Regions from separate parts of the Homo sapiens genome. Here region 2 is linked to region 1. The links are chromatin contacts, found by Hi-C in ENCODE. All regions are on one chromosome and are shown on one strand. Each heading gives the region's core, a stretch centred on a gene start or an enhancer-like site at or near the end of the contact. The rest is flanking DNA. Distances are from core to core; before and after follow the strand shown.

What was found. A loop is a pair of places that touch in the nucleus more often than their neighbours do. Pooled maps may share reads with other maps.
Region 2: a pooled map shows a loop between it and region 1 (2.9-fold over the local background). The contact joins the promoter of TMIGD1 here to the promoter of CORO6 in region 1. A Hi-C loop is called at or near these places in 4 of 50 pooled maps.

Annotation. Positions count from the first base shown.
Region 1 is chr17:29,620,750-29,626,569 of GRCh38, reverse strand. CORO6 (coronin 6) reads left to right here and starts at 3,658. Exons shown (of 11, transcript NM_032854.4): 1 at 3,658-3,882; 2 at 5,086-5,346. The coding sequence starts at 5,149. It overlaps SSH2 (slingshot protein phosphatase 2), which reads left to right. Exons shown (of 16, transcript NM_001282129.2): 16 at 1-632. RefSeq lists an enhancer at 1,858-3,057 and a silencer at 3,845-3,994.
Region 2 is chr17:30,331,081-30,336,900 of GRCh38, reverse strand. TMIGD1 (transmembrane and immunoglobulin domain containing 1) reads left to right here and starts at 2,844. Exons shown (of 7, transcript NM_206832.3): 1 at 2,844-2,901; 2 at 4,743-4,849. The coding sequence starts at 4,768.

The DNA.
Region 1 (5,820 bases), core at 2,409-4,908:
CAGAGGTCTAGGATAGGATTTCTAAACTGGAATCATCCTTAATCACCTTGAAGATCCCTTAAGAGGCATTTGACTGGTGCTGCCGTCTGTGTCCTCAAAGCAATGCTGGTGGCAGCGTCCTGTGTACACATGCAGAGCTAATACCCAAACTAAAAACTGGGTAACTGGCCCTGAAGTGCTTCCCAATCAGTAAGCCCACAGGGAAATGTTTGATTTTTATGTTCTGTTGGATTTTGGTTTGCTTGGCATATCTAAAGGTGCCTTTACTTTTCTTTTTTTTTTTTTTTCTTTCTGCTTTGTTTTGTAGGACTTGTTCTAACATGGAAAACAAGTCCAGAAGACTCTCCTCTGACTGTTACCTTTGCCCCAAGCCACCCCAAACTTTTATGCTCATGTTTTATTAAAGCAGGTGCTCCCTGGAATCTCTGGGACATTTTTGAGGCATTTGAAGCAGAATATAGAGTGGTCTCATCTCCTTCCTTAATCTTCCTGGTGGTTGGGATGTTCCACTTGTATCATAGATTTTTTTATTACAGATATGCTCCACTGTTTTTAAATGTGAACTTGTGCGCAAATGTGCAGATTCAATGTTCTTGTTACAGATTGAATAAATTTTTATTTTGAAGATGAAACGTGTACTTCATCAGATGCAACAAAGGAGGGAGGTGCTGGAGAAGGTGGGAGAGTCAGAAGAGGAAACACAGTGAACACCAGTAGTTTTCAATGATTGATCCCAGTCATGTCACCCTGAAGAGAGAGCTGAGTCCCCAGAAATAAATGAAACACCTCAGCCCACTGAAAAATGTCTAGAAATGGGACATGAACATCATGAGATATTTAGTGGTGCCATTCATCACATACAAGGCAGGACTACCATCTAGGGAGAGCTCAGTTTCCAGTTCCCAATTGCTAACAAAATTTGAAGTCCCCGCCCCCCTCAAAAAAAAAAATCACTGCCTTGAACTAAAGTCAGCCTGCTTCATTCTGAATCATCCATATCAAGTGGGAGGGGCACAGTGCTGGTCTTTAGCTGGAGTGCATGACGGTGAAGGTAAGGTCTTTCACAAAATATTCTAAGGATCCCTGGGATCCCTGACCAATCTAGATAAGTTCAGTCTTGGTTTTCTAGCCAAAGCAGATGGACCAAATCATGGCTAAGTTGCGAGCTACCTCATCCAGAAAATGGCTTCCTAAAAGATGAAATCCATGGCTGTCTTCTATGGATTGCCGTTCAGAGCTAACAGTTCAAAAGGGAGGCACGAAGCCCAAGTAGCTTCTCTCCCTGATTGGTTCTTCCTGCCTTAACTCTGCCCACTCACAGCTCTGTCAGGCCTTGGCAGCCAGAAGAAGGCTAGAGGGCAGGGCTGAGCTACGCCAGGCCCAAGCAAATATCTGAATCCCTGTACCCAGAAAGCACTGCTCTTCCTAGATGATGGAACTGAAGGGAGCACGCATTGAAGGATTCCTGCTTCCTAGTCCCAAGCGCTTCCCTCTAGAAGGGAGTCTCCTGTTCTCTTTAAAGAGAAGGAGGGTGGGGGTAGGGGAGATGCCACTTCAGAGGAGGCAGCACATAAAATCCCTACTCTGCTAAGGAGTGGTGCAGAGTTGGAAAGAATCTGACCCAATCCTGTTCAGAGAGCTGTAAAAATATGGCGATTGAGCCAGGACTGGAACCAGTTTTTTAATTCATTCCAGGCATCCTTTCCTCTGTGCCACACAGTATAAACTCTCAGTTACGTTTTAGCTCAGCACTTGTGAGATAAAGTGGCACTGTCCTTCAGGGAGAGACAGAAATGCATGCTGCTGAAAAGCAAGAACCAGATGCCAGACCACGTGGGTAAGAATCATAGCTACATCAACTACCAGTTGAGGTTGTGATGGGTAAGCCACCTAACCTCTTTGTGGCTCCATTTCCTCAACTGTTAAATAGGGATAACAACAGTACCCACCTTAGAGGATTGTTTTTTGGTTTTTTGTGCGTGTGTTTTATTTGAGACAGAGTCTCATTCTGTCACCCAGGCTGGAGGGCAGTGGCATGATCTCAGCTCACTGCAACCTCTGCCTCCTAGGTTCAAGCAATTCTCGTGTCTCAGCCTCCTGAGTAGCTGGGATTACAGGTGTGCATCACCACACCTGGCAAATTTTTGTATTTTTAGTAGAGATGGGGTTTTGCCATGTTGGCCAGGCTGGTCTCGAACTCCTGACCTCAGGTGATCCACCTGCCTCAGCCTCCCAAAGTGCTGGGATTACAGGCGTTAGCCACCCGCGACCAGCCTAGAGGATTGTTAAGAGTATGAAATTAATACGTATAAAGCCCTTAGTGCCAGTGCCTAGCACATAAGCATGGGTTATTGTTGTAAAGGAGCAACTGAGTCACTCAGGTATTTTCCTCCTAATCATGTGCCTGGAATCTTTAGGTAAAAGAGAGATGACTCACATACCCTCATACCCTGCCCCAGCACCCCTACGCCAGGAGTTATTTCTGGAGCACTCGTAACAGTTTTTTATTCTGTTCCCCTACAAGCCACTGACTCTTGATTTGATTCTGTCCCTACAAGCCACCTGGACTCTTCCTGAGAAACAAAGGAGCCTCGTGGGCCCTTCATGGTTTCTACCACCTTCCCTCCCTTTCCTCCCCAGTGCTGGTTCCTGCCCTTCAGAAGGCTGTGTTCCATTCACTCACTCCCAGGTGTGCCCTGGAGGGTGGGAAGTAATAACTGGCCCCAGATGCCCTTATGATCCAAGGGAAGAAATCCAGGCAATGTGCAGACACTGGGTAGACTGGAGCTACGGGACTGGCTGGTCTTCACTGGCTGTATTTTGATCAGGTTATCTTTAATCTCCTTGACCTCGGTCAACATTCAGTTCTGTGAATATTGGGGGAGACGGGGGAAGCTTACCTGGAACACAGTCGGGCGCCAATTCAAACAAGGCCCAGAAAACATTAGGAGTCTGGCCTCTGAGTTGGCTTCTCTGACCCCTAAAATGTGACTAGAGACCGGTGCTAGCCTCTTCCCCCTGCATCTGGGAGGGGAGGGAGTGTCAAGGTGGGTTCACTTTACACTCGGTCCTCCCCTTGTTCTTTCAGCTGCTTCCTGCCCTGCTCCATGGAATCTCATCTAATGGGGTGAAATGCCTAGCACACAGCCAGCATTTTAGGTTTCTCAAATGATCGCTATTGCCATTCATAACAATAACTAACATTCACAACCCTGTGTCGGGTGCCCTCTCACTTGCCCTACATCAGGATCAGCCTGGGTCCTCATTCTCTAGGGCCTCTTTCCCCCAGGGAGGCCTGGAAGTGCAGTCCCGCAGTCCCGGCCGATCGGGACAGCTAAATTGGGAGCGCGATTGAGGCTGGAATGCGGGTGGAGGCACCTGGTCTCCCTCGGCTGCCCGCTCTAGGGGCGCACGCCCCCTCGCCCGTTCCCTCTCCAAGCGTCCTGCTCTAGGTCTGCGAACCCGAGCCTCCCCAGCCTACCCGGGAGTCATGGAGGGAGGGAAGCAGCGTGCGCACCTAGCACACAGCTGCACATTTATTTTCGATGGTTCTCCGAGGCCGGCGGAAGCTGGGAGGGGAGTCGGGGTCGCTCGACTTTCCCGCCGCTGGAGGGGGCGGGGCAACTTGGGCTCTGGCCCCGCCCCTATGCTAGCCCCGCCCTCTTAGGTTGATGGCAGCGGCAGCTGGGGCTGCAGCGGCGCCGGGCTCTAGAGAGCCGCAGGATCGGCCAGAGTGCGGAGCTGGACACCCGGGTCCCAGATACTACAGACACCCGGAGAGGTGGCTCCTTCGCCCTGAAGCCTTCCTCGGCCCCCTACGCACTCGGGCCCCTTCCGCAGAGGATTCGCAGCGTGAGCGCCCCGCAGCCCGCTCAGGACCAGGTACCCAGCCCCCCACACCCGGCCGTCACCGCAGCCAGCGGAGCGGGCGGGGTCCCTGAGGGGCAGAGGTCTGCGCCTCCTCCCCCCGCGCCGCCAAATTCGGTTTCGGGCGGGGAGGACGTGGTGTCTATATTTGGCCGGACAGCAGCCAGCGCTCCCGGAGGGCGCAGACACCTCGTCTCGCAAGAACGCAGTGTCAGGGCAGCAGGCTGAAGAAGGGTGCAGGGAGGCCGGGCCTCAGGCTCGGGGCCGCAGACGCGCCTTGAAGGGCACACGGATGCTGGGGCTGGGGTGGGGCAGGAGCCACTGGCTGGGGCTTTGGGAGTGCTCAGTGTGTCCTCTAGGGAGACCCTAGCTGGAGAAAAGGCACCTCACCCTCCCCACCCCTGCAAATCTGGCTTGGCCGTGGCGGGGGCAGGGGTGGAGGATGGGGTTGAAGACCCCACCCCTAGAAGAGTTCACTAGGAAGAAGGCCCAACCAGGGCAGAGGACCCAGAGGAGAAACCGGACAAGCCTATGGTAGGCAAAAGCCAGAAGACCATGATCAGGGCTTCCTGGAGAAGCCAGTGCAGAAAGGAGTGGGAGAAGAGGGATCCACCTCACTCTGTGCTGCCACCCGTCCCCCCACAAGGCATGGGATGAAAACAGTAGCAGAAAGGACTCAGATTGGTGGACAGGAGGAACTTCCCCCTTGGCAAAATTTTAGGAAAAGGCAAAACCCCATCTGCCTGAACTATTCCAGAGATGCGAGTTCGGTATCCTGTGGTGGCTGCAGTCTTGGCCCCATACCTGGCTTTAAGCCAAGATCCAATGGTCAAGTCTTCTGCTTCTGGACAGGGTGCCTCTGGGAGCTACAACCACGTCCGTGAAGAGATGCTCATCAAGGCTGGCGGTGGTGGGGGCGGGGGGTGCAGGCAGTGTGGCATTGAGGCTCCTCCCAAAAACATTCCAACGTCCAGAAAGCTTTCAGTCTGTTAGGCTCCACAATCCCCTCAGCCTGGGTCTCTGTGGAGAATTCAGGCCCCAAATCCTAGCCACTTACATTAAACAGCATTTTACACAGCAAAATAACTTTCCCATACTTTGACCACCTTGAAGAAAGCTCCCTGCTTCTAGGACCAGACACTATATGGATTTATACCTGACTCCTGACCACATAACCCTTCTCATCAGCCACCCCTCCACTCCTCCTCCCTCCCGCAGCTCACAGGACTAAGGACCAAAGGCATTTCTGGGCACTGAGATCCTACCTCTCTGCCTGCAGCTATGAGCAGACGTGTGGTTCGGCAAAGCAAGTTCCGCCATGTGTTTGGGCAGGCAGCAAAGGCCGACCAGGCCTACGAGGACATCCGTGTGTCCAAGGTCACATGGGACAGCTCCTTCTGTGCCGTCAACCCCAAATTCCTGGCCATTATTGTGGAGGCTGGAGGCGGGGGTGCCTTCATCGTCCTGCCTCTGGCCAAGGTGAGGGATCAGGGAAAGGAAGCAAGTGGGAGGACACTAGCTGGGGCCCCTGGGAACTCCTGAGCCTTTGTTCTCACCTAGTTCCATTCCATAGTCAGGAGAAGCATCTGTGTGGATTGGCTCCTCCCTATTCCCCAAGCCCTCAAGGACCAGAGGGGAGGCCACCCCACCCCACCCTAACATCAGGGTGGCTTACTCCCACTCCCTAGCCCTCCCACCTCTCCATGCACCACCCCATTCCCAGCAGGGACCAGGAGGGGAGCCGGGTGATGGAGATGGTTGGGACACAGCACAGCCAAGCCTGGCCAGATTCCATCACTGCCTCTCCTAATGCCGCATCCCCTCATGTTTTGGGTGTGGAGAACCTCCTCCCTAGCCCAAGATGACCATTTGATTAAGTCACATCCCAGAGCAGCAAACTGAGGACAGGGTCAGGCTCTATCCAAAGAGTCCCTGGTTACCTCCAAGGACACT
Region 2 (5,820 bases), core at 1,595-4,094, 710 kb before region 1:
TTCTCCCCTCTGTCAGTTCTAGGAAAGAGGACTGTTCCAGGGATTTATATGACCTTGCACGAGTCATATGACAAAATTCTTTGACTCTCCAGCAGGGGCGCCATTATACCATTTTTCTTATCTGAAGTCCCTGCTCAGCACCTGAGGCCACTCTGCATGGCTCCTGATCATCATTAACGTTCTGCTCTACGATGTAAGACCTTCAAAAGCGCAGAGCTTGTTTTATTCATCTATGTATCACCACTTAATGTTATGGAAGCATTAAGTGGTGGAAGCATTAAGCTGGAAGCATCATTCATCTTATAGACATCATAGCTTTGTAGAGTTATTATAACAATTTTCCACAGATGGCAGTAGAGTGACTAGAGAAGCCATATTTTCCCTAATTCATGACAAAGCCACCATATTGGCTTGGCTGCAACTGGCATCCTCAATACTTAGAATACTTAGCACATGGTAGATACTCAATAAATATCTGCTGAATACATTTCCCCAACATTCTGATGACAAAAATGTCATACAGAAAAGTTGAAACAATAGTACAATGAAGATCTATAGACCCCTATTTAGTTGAATAAATGTTAACATTTGCTATATTTGCTGTGTGTTTATGTGTTTACTTTTCTTGCTGAATCATTTGAAAGGTAGTTGCAATTATCATGACACTTGACCCATAAATATTTCAGCAGGCATCCCTTGAGAATTAGAACATTCTCTACATAACTGCAATACCATGATCACAACTAATAATAATTAATCATTATTTCCTAATATCACCTAATATCCAATTGTAGAAGTTGCTGGTGGTGCTCTACTCACACATCCTTGGCCTACCCAGAAGTTACCTGCAAAGAGTTCCCATATAGCCAGTGACTTCCTGAGCATCTTTTCCTGGACATGTTGGCCAGCTTGAGAGAGTACACTTTGCCCTCACAGGGCAGGCTGAAAGTGCCAGAGAGTCAACACCTTGAGAGTGTCCCTCAGCCGGAGATGGAGAGAAGTTGCTTCCTTCCCTATCAGTAGTTGATTCTGAGGTATGCTGCACAGAATACAACTTGTCCAAAGCTCCAGGGATATAGTTGCTCACGGTAGTAATCTTTAACACATTCTTTACTAGTTTCCTCCCTTCCCTATCTTACTTCCTTACTATGCTTCCTGAGATCACTTTTTTTTTTTTTTTTTTTTGAGGAAGGGTCTCACTCTCTCGCCCAGATTGGAATGCAGTGGTCCAATCTTGGCTCAACACAACCTCCACCTCCCAGCCTCAAGGGATTCTTCCACCTCAGCCTCCCAAGTAGCTGGGATTACAGGCGCCCGCCACCATGCCTGGCTAATTTTTCTATTTTTAGTAGAGACGGGGTTTCATCACATTGGCCAGGCTGGTCTCGAACTCCTGACCTCAAATGATCCACCCTCCTCGGCCTCCCAAAGTGCTGGGATTAAGGGAGTGAGCCACTCACCGTGCCCGGCCGAGATCACCTTTAAATAAACTATTGGCACTCAAAGCTCTGTCTCAGGGTCTATTTTGGAGGCACCAAGAACCAAAACATCACTCCATTGCTAAATTCATTTTAAAATGACAATCTTGGATCCCTGGAGAGGCAAACTCAAAACCTGTTTGGGTGGTGCTTGCAACCCAGCCAACAGGAGCTGCTCTTAGCTCTGATTTTTGCTTGAACAATGCTATAGTGAGGTTGTGTTGATTTAGGATGCCCTGCTCAGCCTATATTAATAATAATAGTAATAAGAGCTACTGTTTACCAAGAGCTTACTGTGCGGCAGATTCACATGCTTCATTTCATTTAATCCTCACAGTGACTCCGTAGGGAGGGTACTATTACTATTTCCATTGTATTGATGAAGATCCTGAGGCTCATGGAGGTTAAATAACTTTTCAAAGTTACATAGCTAGTAAGAGGCAGATTGCTGGTGTGCTTCAGCAGTGTGTTAAAATGTGTAGATAACTATAAATATTCTTCTGTTATATTTTTGTGTAAATGGGAACAATAGTACTTGGCAGATAAAATTTGCATCGTTAACAATACCATAAACATAGTGTAATGCAAGGATCTCCCAATCAGGTGAGAGCCTCAAGAGGATAAAACTGTTCCCTAGGCCAAGGTGGGCAGATTGCTTAAGGCCGGGAGTTAGAGACCAGCCTAGGAAACATGGCGAAATTTCATCTCTACCAAAAATATATATATTAACAAAGTTTAGCTGGGCATGGTGACTCACGCCAGTAGTCCTAGCTCCTTGGGAGGCTGGGAGCAGAGGTTCAGTCAGCCACAATTGTGCCATTGCATTCCAATCTGGGTGACAGAGTGAAACCCTGCCTCAAAAAACAAAACAAACAACAACAACAAAAAAACGGCTCCCTGCCATGCCTGGCTTGGTACAGCTTATGCACTGGGCTTGGGTTACTAGTGGTAACTAAGACTTTTCCAGCATTATTTAAGTTGTGTAGAATCTTCCAATGTTTTGACCTCTGTTAAAGTCAAACTTCTCTTTGGACTCGTCCCTTCACAATCCCCAGGCTAGATGATCAAAACGCAGCCATCTTACTTAAATATGACAATATTCAGTGAGATGCGCTACAGATTTTTGCACAAGTTCAAGCTTTCTTGGAACAACACATCCCTGTTAGTAATATCCGGCCCCACCTAGTAACCGAGGTAGACATAGAAACTTAGATCTTAAGAAGATGTCTTTCCCAATTACTATCTTCTCTAAGACTCCATAAAGAAAAACAGACTTTGAACCCAAGTTATCTTATTTATTTGACCCTGCTGTCATAAAGCGTTCAAATTCAAGTATTATAAAGGATTGTAACAGGGAAAGCATTTAGGGTTTTCAGGCAGAGGAACAGTTGGCCAAGGAAGTCAGCTTCTCAGAGCTCAAGAGGTAAGTGGTAAGACTGTCTTATATAGAAAGTAGAGAGTCATACAGATTAAAAACAAGCCAAGTGAGGGGAATACATTTTGAAAAGTTGCTGTCTCGGTGGAGTGGAGGGAAAGAGAAGACATAGATTTGTCCCCTTAATAGGGCTGGGTGAGGTCTGGCAAGAAGCCTGCACTCTCAGTTTTTATTGAGTACTTGTAGTGCAGAGCGCTTGAGAAAACTCTACTATTGACCACATTCTGCAGTAATCACTGTTACAACACTGTGATAGAAATCTTTTTGGCAAATATTTAAAATTACAAAAGAATCAATATTAGTAGTAATTGCATCTTACGAAAAGATTGATGCAGGCTTGTCTGCCAGAAAGGGTGAGCCTGGCATGAATGAAACTTACTCCTGTCAGGGCACGCCTGGGACAGGGGAGGAGTAGAGTAGGTATAGGTATATTTCAGCTCTTGTAAATTAATACTGGTGTTAAGGGGAGAGAACTCCCAGTGGCCAGGGACTGGAAAAGATTAACAGCAGCTTTTTTTTATTTTTTTATTTTTTATTTTTATTTTTTGAGACCGAGCCTCACTCTGTCGCCCAGGCTGGAGTGCAGTGGCATAATCTTGGCTCACTGCAACCTCCACCTCCCAGGTTCAAGCAATTCTCCTGCCTCAGCCTCCCGAGTAGCTGGGATTACAGGCGCTCGCCACCATGCCTGGCTAATTTTTTTTTTTTTTTTTTGCATTTTTAGTAGAGATGGGGTTTCACTATGTTGGTCAGGCTAGTCTCAAACTCCTGACCTCAGGTAATCCACCTGCCTCAGCTCCTAAAGTGCTGGGATTACAGGCATGAGCCACTGCACCCAGCCTAACAGCAGCTTCTTAAAGGAAAAGAATATTAATCTAGGCAGTAGATTGGGTAGTAGGGTGGTTGAGAGTAGGGTGGTTAAGAGCATGGTCTTGGGAGTCTGGGTTCAAATCCCGACCTTGACATTTACTGTCTGTGGGATCTCAGGCAAATTACATAGTCTCTTTAAATCTATAGAAACGACCTCAGGAGGGTTGTTAGGAGGCTTAATTGTGACTGAAATGATGTATGTAAAGTGTTTAGCACAGTCCCTGTTGCGCAGAAAGTTTTCCGTATGTGGTTCGCTATATTTATAGTAGTACTCTTGAAAGGAAGTAATGAATATATGTTTTTTTCCCAGATGGAAATGGAGAATATCTTAGGGAGAGGGAGAGTTGAAGCAAAAGCAAGAAGGGAGAAAGGACACCTTTATTATTTATTATTTTTAGTCCATTGGGTCAAGGGGAAGAGAGAGAGAGAATAGTGGGAGAAAGACAAGATTAACATGGTTTAAACTAGAGGCCATGTTTCAATTGAGGCTTTTCTACGTACACACCATTTGAATCTATGGGATTTGGAGTAGTCTCAAAAACTCTCTATTATCAGAGAACATCTTTACAAAAATGACCCAAGAAAAACTTTCAGAACAAGAATTACTTTGTTCAGTAGGGACTGTCTGAGAATGAGACAAGTTTCATTCTGCTAAAATGAAATTCTATCAGTTTCTCTAGGGAAGACTGGTTTCATCTTCCCCAGGGCACCCTGACGCTGCTCTATCTGTCATAGCCTATTTCCTGTGGTTTTATGTTGCTTTTAAAAAAAATTTCTTACTACTAAATGTACTTTGAACTTAGTCAGACAGGGTTGTTTAATTAAAAGCTAGAAGTAGTACCGTTATAGCTGGGATGATTCATCTGGGACTTCACTTTAAATGCATAATAGACAGAAGGAAGGTTCACGAACTCATTGCAGACCAAAGTACAAAACCAACTGCACTATTTTTCCCTTAGTAGATCTGAGTTTAACTCATTAAAGATGGCATGGAAGAGCAGTGTCATAATGCAAATGGGAAGATTTCTTCTCTTAGTAATTTTATTTCTGCCACGTGAGATGACAAGTAAGTTAAAGTTCTTTTTGGCCTCTTTTTAGATAAAGAAAAATTTCCGATTAAGAAAAGTGATCAATGGGCATTGGATATATCCTTAAATTCCAAATTGGAATGACTACACAGTTAGCATGGCTCACAGTACAGGAGTCAACTAACAATAAAAAATCAAATGGAGGCCAGGCGGGTGGCTCACGCCTGTAATCCCAACACTTTGGGAGGCCGAGGCAGGTGAATCATGAGGTCAGGAGATCGAGACCATCCTGGCTAACACGGTGAAACCCCATCTCTACTAAAAATACAAAAAATTAGCCTGGTGTGCTGGCAGGCGCCTGTAGTTCCAGCTACTCGGGTGGCTGAGGCAGGAGAATGGCGTGAACCCAGGAGGTGGAGCTTGCAGTGAGTGAGCCGAGATTACGTCACTGTACTCCAGCCTGGGCGACAGGGCGAGACTCCGTCTCAAAAAAAAAAAAAAAAAAATCAAATGGAAAAATATTGTTTTTAGGGTTTTATTATTACAAGACAAGGTGAAGTATTCTATTCTCTCCAGAGCCACCACCAGAATCCTCCTACATTTTAATGCATTTTATTACTAATGTTACCCCAAATAATCATCTGTTTATCTGAACATACCATTTCACATGAAAATCTTTCCAGCATTTGCTCTCCTACCACTCTTTTCTGATTTTAAAAGTAATGCATAGTCATTGTAAAATAAATCAGGCAATCTATAAAAAAAAAAAGAAAAGTACAAATCCCCCCAAATACTTTCATCCAGAGATGACAACCACTCAATATTCCATATTTTAATAAAATACTAGACAACAATACCATTATCTTTACAAGTAGCTTAAGTTTTTTGCTTTTTTGAGAAGAAGTCTCACTTTGTTGCCCAGGCTGGAGTGCAGTGGTGTGATCTTGGCTCACTGCAACCTTCATCTCCCAGGTTCAAGTGATTCTCCTGCCTCAGCCTCCCGAGTAGC